Regions from separate parts of the Mus musculus genome. Here region 2 is linked to region 1. Evidence: chromatin loops called from intact Hi-C (ENCODE). Cell type or tissue: heart. All regions are shown on one strand.

Evidence for each region. Hi-C counts contacts between places; a loop is a spot of excess contacts. Peaks named below come from ENCODE experiments on the same cell type or tissue, not always from the same donor. Only the 100,000 strongest peaks of a DNase experiment are listed, where the experiment ranks them.
Region 2: it touches region 1 in a loop (2.4-fold over the local background); 4 of 42 quality-filtered maps call a loop at or near these places.

Annotation. Positions count from the first base shown.
Region 1 is chr1:137,586,936-137,594,935 of GRCm38, forward strand. No RefSeq gene overlaps it. Among named protein-coding and RNA genes, the nearest start is that of Gm34306, 180 kb to the right of the region's middle. In heart, no CTCF peak of the experiment used is centred here; a DNase peak (open chromatin) is centred at 4,536.
Region 2 is chr1:137,639,971-137,647,970 of GRCm38, forward strand. No RefSeq gene overlaps it. Among named protein-coding and RNA genes, the nearest start is that of Gm34306, 120 kb to the right of the region's middle. In heart, no CTCF peak of the experiment used is centred here; a DNase peak (open chromatin) is centred at 4,951.

The DNA.
Region 1 (8,000 bases):
GTTGAACTTGTTGGTTTGACAAGGACTATGTGACCTTCCTTAGGTAGAAGATTGAGGGACAGACTCCCCAGACAAAGTCAGAGAAGTTGAAGTCCTGCTGGAGAAGGGGAGTCCTTCATTTTTCACCGAGCTCAGAGGAGCTCTCTGGATATGGTAGACATTAACCTTAAGTAGTAGCATGTCTCAACAGTGAATATAGAATTCCATATGAACACACAAACACACACAAGCACACATAGATGATATTTTATGATAATAATAATAATATACTAATATGAATCATCTGCTAATCATTTTATGCTAATAGGGCCTAGTGACTGCTAAACTTGAGGAGACATGCATATCAATATTTATATGCTCAAAAGTACTCTGTACGGACTTGCTTTTGAGATTTCAATCCGCTGAACAATTAAGGTGGTTCAATAATTCCTTATCTTCCTGACCCCTGTCCTCACTACGCCCTCTGGATTTCACTGTGTTTTATTTTGATGCTTATGCCCTGCCCCCTCCAAAATTTTAACTGCAGGTAAGATAGAAGACAGTTACTCGAATGATACTTCTCCTTTATAAAGACAAAAAGGAAGAATTGTGGGGCAAGGGGACCATGCCATCCGACAAAAGAACTGGTAAGGTTGAGTGAGCCCAAGCTCTGTGACTCTCAGAATTGAGAGTAGTAGGAATGAGGCCAACTCCCTGCCTGCCTCTACCTGCTCTGGAATGTGGACCACAACACCCCGCTGAGAGGATCATGGCATTCTCCTTCATGCTAATGAGGTATCTAGATAGATCCTGAGTATTTAGCCAATGAGCTTTGGGCATGGTATTTAATCCTTGGCTCACCCTGAGTGAGCTGTATGCTGCCTTCACAGCCACCATCAAATAAGGCAACTTAAACAGTCGAGGACCATCTCTTCATCAAGGATTGCCACAGGGAGGCCTTCATCGTAAAGAGCCACGCCTAAGTCTACCTGAAAAGGCTTTTTCTCTCCCAACCCCTCAGCACTTTTGGCATTCACTTGTAACCAAACCAACAAGGTTTCCACCCTTGTCCCTGGCTCTGCCCTCACCTCTCTTCCTCATGCATGATTGCCCTGAGGGGAAGAAGCACGGACTGGGGGCCCCTGATCCCAACTCCCAGCGGTACGCCAGGGGTTCCTGCGGACATAGAAGATTGATTCCACAAGAATCAGCGGTTCCCAGCAGTATGCCAGGGGTTCCTGCGGACATAGAAGACTGATTCCACAAGAACCATCCCAGAATCTACTGTTTCCCACTCCTAGAAAACACAGAGGACCCCCATTTTGAACTCTGTACTGCCTTCCCTGAGCAGTATGCTGGCAGCACTCTAGGTAAGCCAGCAGTGAGTCAGACACACAGTCCGGCACCCATAGTGCTATAGAAGGGTCCAATTTCCTTTCCTTGCCAATACTAGTTATTATTATCATTTAGCTTTCTGTTGTACCAACCTAACTGTCCAGATCTGGAGTAATTCAGTTTGCCAAGGGTTGCTAGCGTGAAGCATGAGTTGTTGAGCTATGCATGCTTGAGTCTGAGTCATGGTTGCTATTTTGAGACCATGCCACTGGAAATCCTCAAGTCAGAGTTAGAAAGGAGGTGGGAGCCTATAAACAAAGATTGAAAAGATAATATCAGCTTTGCACATGCACATATCATGGCTTCTGAATATATACAATATATCATCACTGCCACAGATGCCAAACCCTGGGATAGGTTGGAAAGGTCCTCTGGCACTTGACCTGGCATCATTGGAGCATAGCCAAAGCATAGAGTCATGCTCTTTCCAGACCCCTCCACAGTTTCTGCCTTCTGCCATCTGTCACTTGCTACAGACCATAAAGGATTCTCAGCTCAGCGTTTTCAAGGTCCAAAGTAGTTGGCAGCTGAGTTCTGCACCTAAAGAAAGTGTTACTGTGTAGAGGGTTGGCCTAATGTTGCTCGTATTCTAATGGTCATTTGGGGCTCCCAGGACACTAAATGACCCTCTCCCAAGTTAATTGTGATTGGTAAATAAGGATGCCAACAGCCAATAGCTGGGCAAAAGAGACATAAGAGATGTTGAGGTTTCTCAGGCTGGGGAGAGAGGACCAGGAAGAGGGAAAGAGTAGGAAGAAGCTGCCATGGAAGAAGAACCGACAGAAGGGAGGAGAGCCACCTGGGCTTAGGGCCAAGAGAGTTTGGCCCAGAGGGCTGCCCAGTTGGAGTTGAGAGCATCCCAGATGGAACATAGTAAATAGTAAGTAATAACTTGGGCTTATCAATAGGAAAGTAGTTTCTAATTGCAATGCTGTTTCTCTGCACATGAGGTTCATTTTACTATGTTATACACCATCCCTATCTTCTTACGTGATTGGGGACAGTCCTCAGCTATGGCACCAGATGCTATTTTTAAACACATGGGTTACAAAACTCAAACCCACATACATTTGGAACTCTCAGTTCAGTGATGCATAAAGAGAACCAGCCCCTTGACATTTATGTCTAGGCTACAGGGTTCTTAGTACTTGATTCTTAACCTTTCCTCACTCAGCCACTATGGACCTGATAGATGGTGAATGGTGTCCATCACAGTCACATGAGTCTAAATACTCTACATGTTAATACATTGAATATTAAGTATCACTCAGTTTTGCTTGTGTATGTTTGGGGAGTGTGTGGCCTGGAACTCAACATGAAGTCTATAATGGCTGCCCAGAGAGCCCGAAGGATCTAATCTGTCTCTGTTTCTTAGTGCTGGGATTACAAGCACCCATTACCATCCCTGGTTTATTTGTGTACTTTGTGGAAACCAAACTGAGATCTTTGAGTTTGCAAAACAAACACTTTACTGCTTTTGTTTACTGTGCTTCTGCGTTGTGTTCAGTGTACAGCAGAAAATCACAGTGAAGGCCAACACCGTGAGGTTTCTCACTATGTTTTCTTCTAGCTGTTTTATTCTTTTAGTTTAAAGGGTTACATCTGTAGTTCATTTAGAGTTGAACTTTATTAGGTTCAACTCCTAAGGATCAACTTCTTAGGAACATTAGGTTCAACTTCTTAGGAATATCTCCAACAAGGACCTGATCCCTGGCTTTTCAAGAAAGAGTTTCAGTGTAGACCTGCCTTCTATGATGCCATCCATGACAGACACACAGAAACTTCATAATTCAACCCTAAGTACACTTTGATTTTTTTGTAGTCCTGAATCGTATTGAGAGAGGCCTCCAATTTCGTTTTTATATGTATCAATCCAGTTCTCCCAGCATTATTGAAAAGATTTCCCTTTAATTATCCTGGTAATCCTGTATCAGTTGAGAACGGTATAGGTTTATTCTGGGCTCTCTATTCTGTTTCAAAAGTCCATATATTCAGCTTTGTATTAGTACATGTTGTCTTCATTTTTATAACTGTGTAATGTAATGTGAACTCTAGAACCACCTTCAAATTTCTTCTTTGGGTTCACATTGCTTTGACTTCATGCGAGTTTTAGTATTATTATTTGTAATAATTTGTACTTCAGGGAAGGAGCCACCTTGACTCTCTAGGGTTGCTTTCATTTGAATAATAGAAATTTGTTAACTTGAACAAATTGACAATTAGTAGATTAGGCGATTTTTAGAAGCCAATGCTATTTTTAGACAGTAAGAAAACATGGAAAGAAAACCTTTCTTCATGTTCTACTAAGTCTCGTTCCTTTATTCATATTTTAAAAAGTCTAACTCTGGTTTTCAATAATATTATTATAGTGGAATGAAACAAAGTGACATAATTTTCATAGATTCTGGCTATAAGCTCACCATTTATTTGGTTTACGAATTTTAAAGTGTTTTTTTGTCACGTGTTGGCTGCTCTGTTAATTCTTTCTGTGTTGCTGTAAAAGCCTGGCTGAGTTACCATGGGAAAAACTTGGTTTGACTAACATCTCTGGAAGGTTCTCAGCAATGGATTCAATGTTTCTGTTTTCTTTTGCTTTAGTTGGAGTTTTAATGAAGCAGTATAGCTATTAACATACTCAGGTGCCACATGCCTCAAATCCTATGACTATGGACTCAAGAAAAATTACTTTCCTCTCTGCCTCAGTTTCTTTCTTAAAGAGTATCTTTATCATAGTACCTACCCTGAAAATCTTCCATGAGGATTAAATTAATTAGTATAGGAAAAATTCTTATAGAACTGACCACCTTGTTAATGCTCCTAAGTACAACCTATTATCACCATGCCTGTTGTCATTTTTCTTTCACTACCTCATATATGCTCCCAAACAAACTTTATATAGTATCCAGCAGTCTATATGTCGAATGTATATGCATATACATAGTCACTATATAACAAAAGAACAATCTTGAATGTGCACTCACTACAGTAATATAATGGCTTAAGTGCTATACTGTACCTAAATATTACTGTTTTTTTTTCTTTCTCTTGTTCCTATACTAACAGTTTATAAATAAATACACAGTAACCCCAGTGGGAAACCTGGCATGTCCGGTTTACACAGTCACCAGCTGGCTGGAGGGCTGGTGGCTTTGTGTCAAGAGCTAGCTCTCCTCTGCCCACCATTCTTTGCCAGGAAATGCCTTTCTTGTTATTCGTCATTGCCTGGGGATTTTCTAGTGATGGTGTTAATACTCCAGGAGATGCAGGTCTGGATTAAGAGCTTTTCCATGTCTCTTTAGTCCACTTTGAAATCTACCAGTAAAGTGATAACTTTGTCCAAGAAAAATATATTTGAAGTATTTCAAAGACTTTCTAACGTAAGTATAGATTGAATCCTATAATGAAAAGTAGCAGCCAGTAAGAGGAGCTGGTAGGTAGGACTAAAATATTAGACAGTAATTGGATCTATGAAAGTATCCACAGAAGGCTTACTGTGTCCCTAATATTATAAATTTATGGTATGCCTATATCTCCAGCAATCTTTGGCATTTATAATAATGTTGAAGAGACAGACCCAGAAAGTAAAAACAGTGGAAGAAATCAAACTGTTCATGTCACAACCCTGTGTTGACACAAACAGGGCTAATTAAAAAAAAAAATTGCTGGCAATCACAGTCATGTGAACTTAGGTCAGATTTTTTGAATATGGTAAAGCAATTAGCAAGGATGTTTGAGAGCTCAGAACCTGGCTGACAAATGCGCCTCTTGAGAGCTGAGATCACAAGCTTTTCTCTGTCGACAAATCTGAAAACAATAAAATACAAAGGAGAACCTGCTACTGATAGAAAACTTTTCTCTAAAAAAAACTTGGAACAGCCTAGACATGAGCACATGCAGGTGTCCTGAGGAGCTGGCAACAGCACTGATTGTAGTACTCTTTTGCAAAGCATTTTATTAGGTGTTGCTAGGAATGAAAAGGGTTCCAGGAAGGTAGATGAATGAAGGATGGGAGATGGAAGTGGTCAGTGATGTGAACCCCAAACAGGGACTAGACCCCGGGGAGGGGATTGCCCTTTCCTAGGTCTCTGTCAGGATATAAACAGTAACTTCACCAGGGAAATAGCCTACCCTGCAAGCCTCACACCCAAGGGTCTTGTTTTGTCTTCAAGAGGTCACATCTCTGACAAGGACCTGATCCCTGGCTTTTCAAGTAAGAGTTTCAGCGTAGACCTGCCTTCTCTGATGCCTTCCATGACAGACACACGGAAACTTCATGTCCTAGTTGTTAATGGCTATTTTTATTTCATATTTTAAAACATAATTCGACCCTAAGGACACTTGATTATTTTGTAGTCCTGAATCGTATTTTTTTTTAAATACTGTATCTGTTTTTTGTTTAGATCATTTTTATGATGAATATTTACAACTGAATGTTGATCTGAGTGTGACGATGCTACATGTTTATAAGCCCAGTCCTCTGGAGGCTGAGGCAGAATTACAATCTCGAAGCCAGAGTAAACGCCACAGTGACTGGATGGCCGTATGCATTTTAGATCTGCCTGGACTCCAGGGCGAGCTGCTATCTAAAGCAGTGGCTCTGAACTTTCCTAAAGCTGGGCCTTTATATCCTTCCTCAGGTTGTGGTGATCCCCAACCACAAGGTCATTTCAGTTTTTGCTCCTTCTTAACCACAATTTCAGTACTGCTGTGAATCTTAATGTGATTATCTGTGTTCTCCAATGATTTTAGGAGGTCCCAAGTGAAAGAGCTTTTCAACCCCCAAAGAGATTGTGAACCAGAGGTTGAGAACAGCTGATCTAAAGAAGAGGGAAGTTGGGGAAAGGAGGGAAAAAAACAAGAAAAGAAAAAAAAATACAGAAACTGAAAACACTAGGCAATATAGAATTTTATTTTAATCTTTTTATTATTTATTGATTTTTATTAGATATTTTCTTTATTTACATTTCAAATGTTATCCCATTTCCTAGTTTCCCCTCTTAAAACTCCCTATCCCTTCCCCCCTCCCCTTGCTCACCAGCCCACCCACTCCTGCTTCCTGGCCCTGGTGTTCCCCTACACTGGGGCATAGAGCCTTCACAGGACTAAGGGCCTCTCCTCTCATTGATGACTGAATAGGCCATGCTCTGCTACATATGCAGCTGGAGCCATGAGTCCCACCATGTGTATTCTTTGGCTAGTGGTTTAGTCCCTGAGAACTGTGGGGGTAATGGTTAGTTCATATTGCTTTTCTTCCTATGGGGCCGCAAACCCCTTCATCTCCTTGGGTCCTTTCTCTAGCTCCTTCTTTGGGGACCCTGTGCTCAGTCCAATGGATGGCTATAAGCAGATTTCTTAACTGTCCTACAAACAACCAAAAGTACTGGTGGTAGCAGCTTTAGCAAACCAACTTGTTTGCTATGGCAAAGGATACCGAGGGCTGCACGGAGATATGGACTGGAGAAAATGTAAATTTCAACTCCCTTTCTAGAGAGGAAACGGAAGATTTAAATTCCAGTTTCTCTTCTTTTGGTCTATGTGTCCAAATCCTCATTTCTCAATGATGTAATGCAACACGACTGGAGCCATTTGAAGAGCCCTGTGTATGACAGACAGATCCTAGACTACTCCACTGTATCAGCTGAGTTCCTCTTTTTAGGGTAGAGGGCCTGTGAGTTGCTTCCTGTGCCAGCATCCCAAGAAAATGGGAAATTCGAAAGATTTCTTTTTTTTACAGAGGAAAAGGCGAGGTGAACACCACCAACGGTTGTGTTTGATGAGTGCATTAAATAGGCACTACACACTTAAGTCTCACCAGCACTGCATTAAGAAAATACTGTAGTTCAGAAGTACTTTCTTTTCCTGATTCAAATAGTCACAGTTTATAGTATTTTGTGTCTTCATGAAATATCCACTTAAATATCCACTTCATTGGACTATGTGTGTGTTTTGGTTTTAAAAATCCATAGACTAAGGATTTTCAGTGAAATGATAAAGTTGTATAAACATTTTCTAAATTTTAAGATGAAGTGTTCCACATTGAGAAGGACTTGATGTTAGAAAGGTTAGTAACACAGGGGTGACTGGTTCATAGACTTAAGTGCTGACACTCAGGGGTTCTCATTATATTCCTAGGTACTAGAGCAAGCTTGCCACCTAACTGATGCAGCTTAAACAACTAGGTGATATCTTTATTCACTTGCTAGAGTTGATGGAAATGATACTTGAGGAGGTGGAGTCAATGTGACCAAGGTCACATAGCTTGCTCTAGGCAGGCCAGGCATGCACTTCTGCATTTGGTTTTTTAAGTCCATGTGTTTCAGAACTCTACCTTATACAATCATGTTCACTTGCCTATTACAATCAGTTCTAACTCTAAGTGACTATGTGATGAATATCAAATGTTACATATAAATGCTTAAACAGTCTCATAGTCCATAGTTTATCAAGCCAAGTTCTTAAGACATTAGAATATGCTATGTACTTTATATTTCTGATATTGTTTGGGTACATGTTATTATCCCACTAAATATTAGTACAATTAAGCATAAAATCTTGATTCTATGTTTATATAGTTGCCAATTGTTTTTCTCTGCCCCACTCAGAGACTCTCCAACTCTTACACTCAG
Region 2 (8,000 bases), 53 kb after region 1:
AAATCCCTCCCCACCTTTTAAAGATTAGGAATAAGTGACTTTTCTTTTGAAGCTGTTCTGGTATAACAAGGAGCTGGCCATTTGCACACCAGGGAGCCAGCACTCACTCATGCCACATCTATCCACTCAAGAACAGTAAAAAATAAGTTTCTATTGTCTAAGCCAGCCAGAATATGGTCATTTGCCTTAGCAACCTGAGCTAAGATACACATTACCCGTCCACTAATTATTTGGAAACTGCCGTCTCTTCTTTCATATGTACAAATATTTGTGTGAAACCTCACGTTAGATCAAGGATGGTTTCAAATGCTGGCAAAGTGATATCGAATGCTACCGAAGCAGCCGTGGAAAGTCCTGTAAACATCTGGATAATGATTGATGTGTTTATGGTTTCTGTGACAAAATACGCATGGCAATGGCAGACAAGAGAGTGCATGCTATGAGTGGTGATGCTGGGCTGAAGAAATGGAGCCACTTAATAAGACAGGCAGGAGAGGGTGTCTCTTGAGAAAATCATTTGCAAGGGTTTTATACATATTAGGAGAGGGAAATAGTAATAGTAACCAGGGCTTTTCTTTTCTTTCCCTTTCCTTTCCTTTCCTTTCCTTTCCTTTCCTTTCCTTTCCTTTCCTTTCCTTTCCTTTCCTTTCCTTTCCTTTCTCTTCTTTTCTTTTCTTTTCTTTTCTTTATCAATTAGATCCCAATCCCAGACAAATTATTTTAAAATCTGTCTTGATAGAATACAAGCTGCTAGTTAAAGTAGTTCAGACCTTGCATCATGGGAGGCTTTATTGTGATCTGTTTTTATATTTAGTTTACTAATTCTACATGTGTTAGATATTTGTTTGTGATAAGTCACATGGGCCACTTTTGGAGATGAGACATTAATGAATGTAGTCAAAGCCATGGCCTGCAAAAATTAAACACAAAGCTCCCAGAAGTAGGTTACAAAGACGCAAATTTGTGCTTACTCTGTAAACCCAAGGAGGAGGAGCAGCTCTAGTTCGTCCTTGGCTAAGCACAGAGGCCGGGGCTCAGCGACAGACACTGAATGCTACTTTGTCCATTTCCCAGAGCTGATGTCAGTCTTCAGCTTGACCTCAACGTGTAAATCAGCAGTGCTCAGACTTCCGTATTTCACGGTCTAGATGATTAAAAGAGAGAAGAAAACCCCAAAACAAAAGACTATTCAACAGACAGGATCAATTTTATTTTGACAAGCACACAATTTAAATAGCAAATAAAAATAAACCAGGGATCCCTACCATCTCTGATTCCTTTTAAGATCACAAGAGGGGAATAGATTTCATGTTCCCAAAGGAAATAATGGAGATAACATTAGAGCAAAGAACCTTTTTTTTTTTTTTTTTGCATCTAATATTTGGCTTGGACATGGGTCATCTCCAGTAGTTCATTGCTGCTTGTGGGGACTTCAGTATGACCTAGTAAGAGGTAATGGGCCTTCTTAGGAAGAAGAACTGGTGGGAACTTACTGGATGATGGGACAGCTGTTTACCAAAATTATTAATACCCTTATGGAGACATGAGTTAGTTTCCATATAAGTGGATTGTTACAAAGGTGTTAACTTCCTCCATCTCTGGCTTCTTGTAACACATGACAAGCTTGAATTCATGCCATTTGGGATGCCCCTTCTTACAAACAGTCCACAATTAGCCAGTGGACCCTCATTCCCCCTTTCAGCATCATCTTCTTGTGCTTGCATCCCTTTGACCACGCACCCAAGGCTTGCAGTGACCCAGCATTTCTTTTTTTCGCTCTGTCTTCCTCACTTTTCTTCACCTTTTTGTTGTTGTTTTTTCAGTAGCCCAGTGCTATACAGAGAGGACAGCACCCTATTCACTAGCAGGTCCAAAATGTGGACATGTCAAAATTATCTCCAGAAGGCTGCATTGCAGAGTTCCCCCTCAGTCAGGAAAGATGAAATTATTCATGGCACAGATTTGAACATGGGTCTTATTTATGTTCTTTTATTGGGCTGTATTAAGATAGTCAATAGATTTTTTTAAAAAAAAATAAAACTTTTTTACTGTGTGACTCCTATTGAATTATTTACATAAAAATGATCATTTGCCAACTTATTAAAAAACAACTTCCAATATTTCTTGCTTGTTCTGCATTGGTACTGTCAAAGACATGCTCTTAATTTCTAAGATTCATGGCCTTCACTGTCAAAATACTGCCTGATTCTCGTGTGTCTTACCTGGAAGGAGAAATCATAAGATCAGAAGGAATATCTATGGTTTGGGTGGATCTTGTGGAAATCGAAATTTAGTTCCAGGCTTCATTTTGCTTTCGATCAAAGCAATGGAACTGCTGTTTCATTGTGTTCCGACTTGCCTCTTTTCTCTTAAGATGCTTCGAGAACTTCAAACACAATATGGGTAAGGGTCTAACAGTATTTGATGAGACAGTGGATTGACTAGACTAGCTCCTGCAGATAGACCTAGCTGACATGTCCTTCCTTTTCTTTTTTTTCATTCCCATCATTTTTGCCATCATACTGTTGACATGTTTGAGTATGTTATTATATGTAGTATTACAAGTATTATTATTATTATAAGAAGGAAGACCAGGAAAAGCACTCTTTTCTGATATCATTCCAGATAAACAATCTTTAAATGGTAATTCTCTTCTGTTATAATTTGTTAGGAATCTTGTATGTATGTATCCTTGTATCAAGATGATTCTGAGTCTCTGCTAAAAAACAAACCCTTCATGAAGAAGCTATCTTCAATGAACAAAGGTGTGGTCATTCAGATCTGAAGTAGGGTACCTAGACCTCAACACTACTGACACTTGAGGACAGACTGGTCTTTGCCATGAATAGTTTGGTAGCATCACTGGACTCTGCCCATTAAATGCGAGCAGCCGCCTGTGCTACTAAGTATTTTTCTCAACTTGACACAAGCTAGAGCCATCTGGAAAGAGGGACCCTCAACTAAGAAACTGCTTCATCAGATTGCATATAGGCAAGTCTTTGGGGAGTATTTTCTTGACCAATGAGTGGATATAGGAATTCCCAACTTACTCTAGGCAGCGCCACCGTTGGGCACGTGGTCCTAGGGAGTGTAAGAAAGGTAGAAGAACATGAGTCAGACACATCAGATTCTAGTGAGCAGCTTCCCTCTGTGTTTTCTGCTTCTGCTTGAATTCCTGCTGTGACGTCCAGTGATGTGAACTGTGGTCAGGACCTGTAAGACAAATAAATGTCTCCCTCCCCAAGTTGCTTTTGGTCATGGTGTTTGTCACACCCACATAAAAGTAAACCAGGACAGTGCTCTTTAGAATTAAAAAAATGCAGAATCCCCCAGGGTTTGATAAATAGCTCCTGTATAAAGTAATAATATATTTCTTTTCGGAAGATTATATTTTTGTTAAGTACATGTATCTTTGAATCAAAAACTTGTAGCTTTGACCTAGAGCTCATTTCTGAGGGACGTTTCTTGACTTTCTCTTCCTTCCTTCCTTCCTTCCTTCCTTCCTTCCTTCCTTCCTTCCTTCCTTCTTTCCCCTTGATGCTAGAAATTGTCCCCAAAGCTTTGCACATGCTAAATTCATGCTGTGCCACTGACACCCATCTACTCACCACTAACACCTAGTGTGGCATTTCTAGGCCTTTATATTTCATCATTTATCTTTAGTATACTCTGCACTGTCACAGAACTAATTTTCCTGCCACACATGGAGCTGTGTATTCCAGAGAATTAGTTTGGCAAGGAGCCAACACAGTTAATTCACTCACTGTTAGGCTCACCCAATTCACTTAGCTCTGGTAATCTACAGTAATAGTCAAGATGAGCGAAAGTATGGCATAACACACTTCAGCATATTTGGCTATGCTCATAGTAGATTGAGGAAATTGATTTTAAAATGCTTTTAACTACTGAATTAGACACATGGAACATTTTTTTTTTTGCCCACATGTTGTCTCTATATATCTAGGTATATTTGCTATATATATCTAGGTATATTTGCTCTAGAAGAGCACCTTGTGTGATATGAAGCTGAGCTGTTGGGTTTACAGTGTCTGTGCACAGATAAGGAATTGATGGAAGAGAATATTAACTGAAGGTGATTTGATTACATTTCCAATGTAAGGTTTCAGAGTAAAGAAACTGTTTTAGACTCTGGCAGAAATTAGTTGTGATAACCAGGGATTAAGAATCAACCATGAAGCCTTCTAGTAGTATTTAGACAATAAGTAGATGTAAACTCTTGGGTAAATAGTCATGATCCTTAGGTCTTGTGTGTAGCAAATAGCAAGATTGACCTGTCAGGAAATCTCCCAGTTCTGGATTCATCAGAAAACCTCTAAAAGTAGGAAGGAGGAAAAAGAATACATGATTTACTTAGAGAAAGAACGAAGAAATGAGAACATATATAATAAACTTTATAAAAAGTGAGTCAGGGGGACAATGCAATGATGGCCACCAGATTGTCAGGTCTCAGAGCAACACTACCGAGTAGCTTCAGAATCTGCGTGTATTTGAAGAAGAGACAGTGGTGATCCCCAGAGCCACATAGAATAATTAACTTTATTTTATCCTTAGCTGGTATGTGGGAAAGAAGTTTCCCATCATTAAGAGATACCCAGTCAGACTCTCCTTCCAGGAGGGACAAGCCCAGTTAGGGACTACAGTCTCTATTGCCAGTCCTTTCAGGTCTGCCTCAGCTGCTGAGAGCCTGAAGGAATGTGGAATAGAAGGAACAGTGGCAGCCTGCATCTGCAGCTTGGCAAAAGGGGATAGGAAGGCCAAACTCATTAGTCCAACATGAGCCCTGTGAAGGAAGAGGCTTTGATGGGTCCGAATTACAGTTTACGGGGTTTTATTCCTCTGCCTGCCAGAGGCGGAAACTTTATCTTCCTGTCCATGGAATTTGTAATAACATTGTGCACCTCAAAGTACATTCTAACATCTGCTTCCAGAAGCCCAGCTCGTGACAGCTGTACCACATGCAGAAGCGATAGTGTGGAAGTTAACAGCATTTGGCAGCTCTCTCCCATCCTTCCTCCTGTGCGTCCTCAGTCCAGATATAGGAACTTTTATGCTGCCTTTATTTACTTGGAGACTGGTCTTAGAAACCTTTGCAATACTGCTGTGCTGTTAGCAGAGTTGGGTGGTCATCCGTAGAACCTCAAAGCCCATTTACATACTTGGCCATTAGGATAGTGGTGAAGTGGTTTGCACGATACGAGTTCCCACAAACACAGCGTAACACAATCCAACTCAACACTGTGGCTGCTCACAGGATTTATCATCACATCCTTTCACTAAATGTTAGGAGCTATTTTACATTGACTTTGACAAGTTTTTTGATTATATTTTGCAATGGAAGTATATAATCTTTTTCCATACAAACAGAGGCAGCCTGTGTTTATCAACACACATCTGGGAAATGGGGTAACTGGATAGACAGATACTCTTGAGGTTGCTGAAGTGGAAAGGAAAAGAAACAAAAGGAAACATGGAGGAAGCAAAGCATTTCCATCAGTCTGGTCAGCAAGGAGGAAACGAGTGCAGGGGAGCATCCTCTAAGACGAACCACATGGCTCTGCAAAGCAGTCCTGAGCTCTGATGGAAAATATCTGAGAAGCGTGTTTGAGTACTAGATTAAAGAAAATGTCATTGTTCTAGGGAAAACTGATTTCATTGTCTCAGTAGTCCTACACTTCAACACATTTTTGGAAATAAAAGATGTATCTTGAAGATTCTAACTTTACAACTGGAAGCAATTCAGTGCCTCATGCCAAGAGCACGCTGCTTGCTGAAGTTCAGAGGAGAGTGAGCACTGTTGATTGATGTTGACATCGTTCTCTGCACAATAAAGAGCACTGAGGAAGGGAGCATATCGCTCGCACATGTATGCGAAAGGACCAGGGAGGGAAGGCAAAGACCTCTGTTATCCCTCCCACTTCCCAAAATACTGAACCTGTCTGTGCAAGGTTTTAAGGAATCCCTTACTACAGTTTGTGTGTGGACATCAAGGCTAAGTATTGATATTGGAGGAGTTTTTTTGTTTTTTTTCAGATGCCCAAGACTTACAGGGCAGATTTTATTCAAACCACCATGTACAGCTAGTACAGAACAGAGATGGTATTCAAACCCACACAACATGTTAGTCGGTGCATACTTTCTCAAAGTTAACTAATAGAGGCCTAGCATACAGTATTTGCCTAGCATCAGAAATGTGCATATAGACTTGCTTGTCTGTTCTATTCACTGCCTTTAAAAACACATCAATATTCTGCGTATCTGCTAAGTTAAAGGGGAGAAAATTCATAAAAGTGTTATCATAAAAGACCTTATGGAGGTGTCAGGTTTTGAGCTGAACCTGGAACAATTATGTTCAATGTTTTTGAAAATTATTATTATTTTCAATTTTATGCACACATCTCAGAGATGTGCCAAATGGTAGAAAGGGCCAAATGGTAGAGTTATACAAAGCAAAGGAACCAAGGAGAGCAAACTCGCACAGGCTCCTACCCTATTCATAGGAAATACTTATGAAGCTCATGTATTGATGGTGTGCTTTTACTTCAATGTAAAGGATCATCTCGAAGTTTGATGATGAGGATGAAGAAATAGAGGAAGAATATTGTCTCTCTTTGGAAAGAGGTGGGTAAAAGGGGGGAAGAGAGAAGAGGACAGAGATGGAAACGGAGACAGAGAAGGAGAGACAGAGAATGAACTTGAGCCACTGGTCATTTGTTTTTTTCCCTGCTCTTCCTAGTGGTTCTACCTGTCCACCACAGGAATAAATCAGTGTCAAGCAAAGACTTAATAATGTTGTATTACTATTCCCTGCAAGTTAAAATTCAAGACATTGAAGTTTTTCTCCCTATAACTTGATAGAATTTCTGAGGTAGTTCTAATAATTAATCAAATGGTTTAGCTTACTAAACAACGCATGAAGTGCAGTCACAGAAATGCATTTGCCATAATTGTCAAGCTTATTTCCTTTCTTTTTTTTAAATTTATTACGTATTTTCCTCAATGACATTTCCAATGCTATCCCAAAAGTCCCCCATACCCTCCCCCCCCACTTCCCTACCCACCCATTCTCATTTTTTTGGTCCTGGCGTTCCCCTGTACTGGGGCATATAAAGTTTGTGTGTCCGATGGGCCTCTCTTTCCAGTGATGGCCGACTAGGCCATCTTTTGATACATATGTAGCTAGAGTCAAGAGCTCCAGGGTACTGGTTAGTTCATAATGTTGTTGCACCTACAGGGTTGCAGATCTCTTTGGCTCCTTGGATACTTTCTCTAGCTCCTCCATTGGGGGCCCTGTAATCCATCCAATAGCTGACTGTGAGCATCCACTTATGTGTTTGCTAGGCCCCTGCCTAGTCTCACAAGAGACAGCTATATCTGGGTCCTTTCAGCAAAATCTTGCTAGTGTATGCAGTGATGTAAGCGTTTGGAAGCTGATTATGGGGTGGATCCCTAGATAAGGCAGTCTCTAGATGGTCCATCCGTTTGTCTCAGCTCCAAACTTTGTCTCTGTAACTCCTTCCATGGGTGTTTTGTTCTCAATTCTAAGAAAGGGGCACAGTGTCCACACTTTGGTCTTCATTCTTCTAGAGTTTCATGCATTTGGCAAATTGTATCTTATATCTTGGGTATACTAAGTTTTGGGCTAGTATCCACTTATCAGTGAATACGAATTGTGTGAATTCCTTTGTGATTGGGTTACCTCGCTCAGGATGATGCCCTCCAGGTCCATTCATTTGCCTAGGAATTTCATAAATTCATTCTTTTTAATAGCTTATTTAAGAGAAAATTGTACACTATGGCCTCTTAAACTCCTGCATATATTTATACATCACAAATCAACTAAACAAGAATCAGATATTTTTGCCCGTGGCTACTTGTCACCAAGGTCATCTTCTGCTGAAGAAATATTTGGGTACCTGGTGGAACAGTATAAGTTACGTTTACCTCAGTGAGTGTAATTGGGTATATGATATATAGCCAAT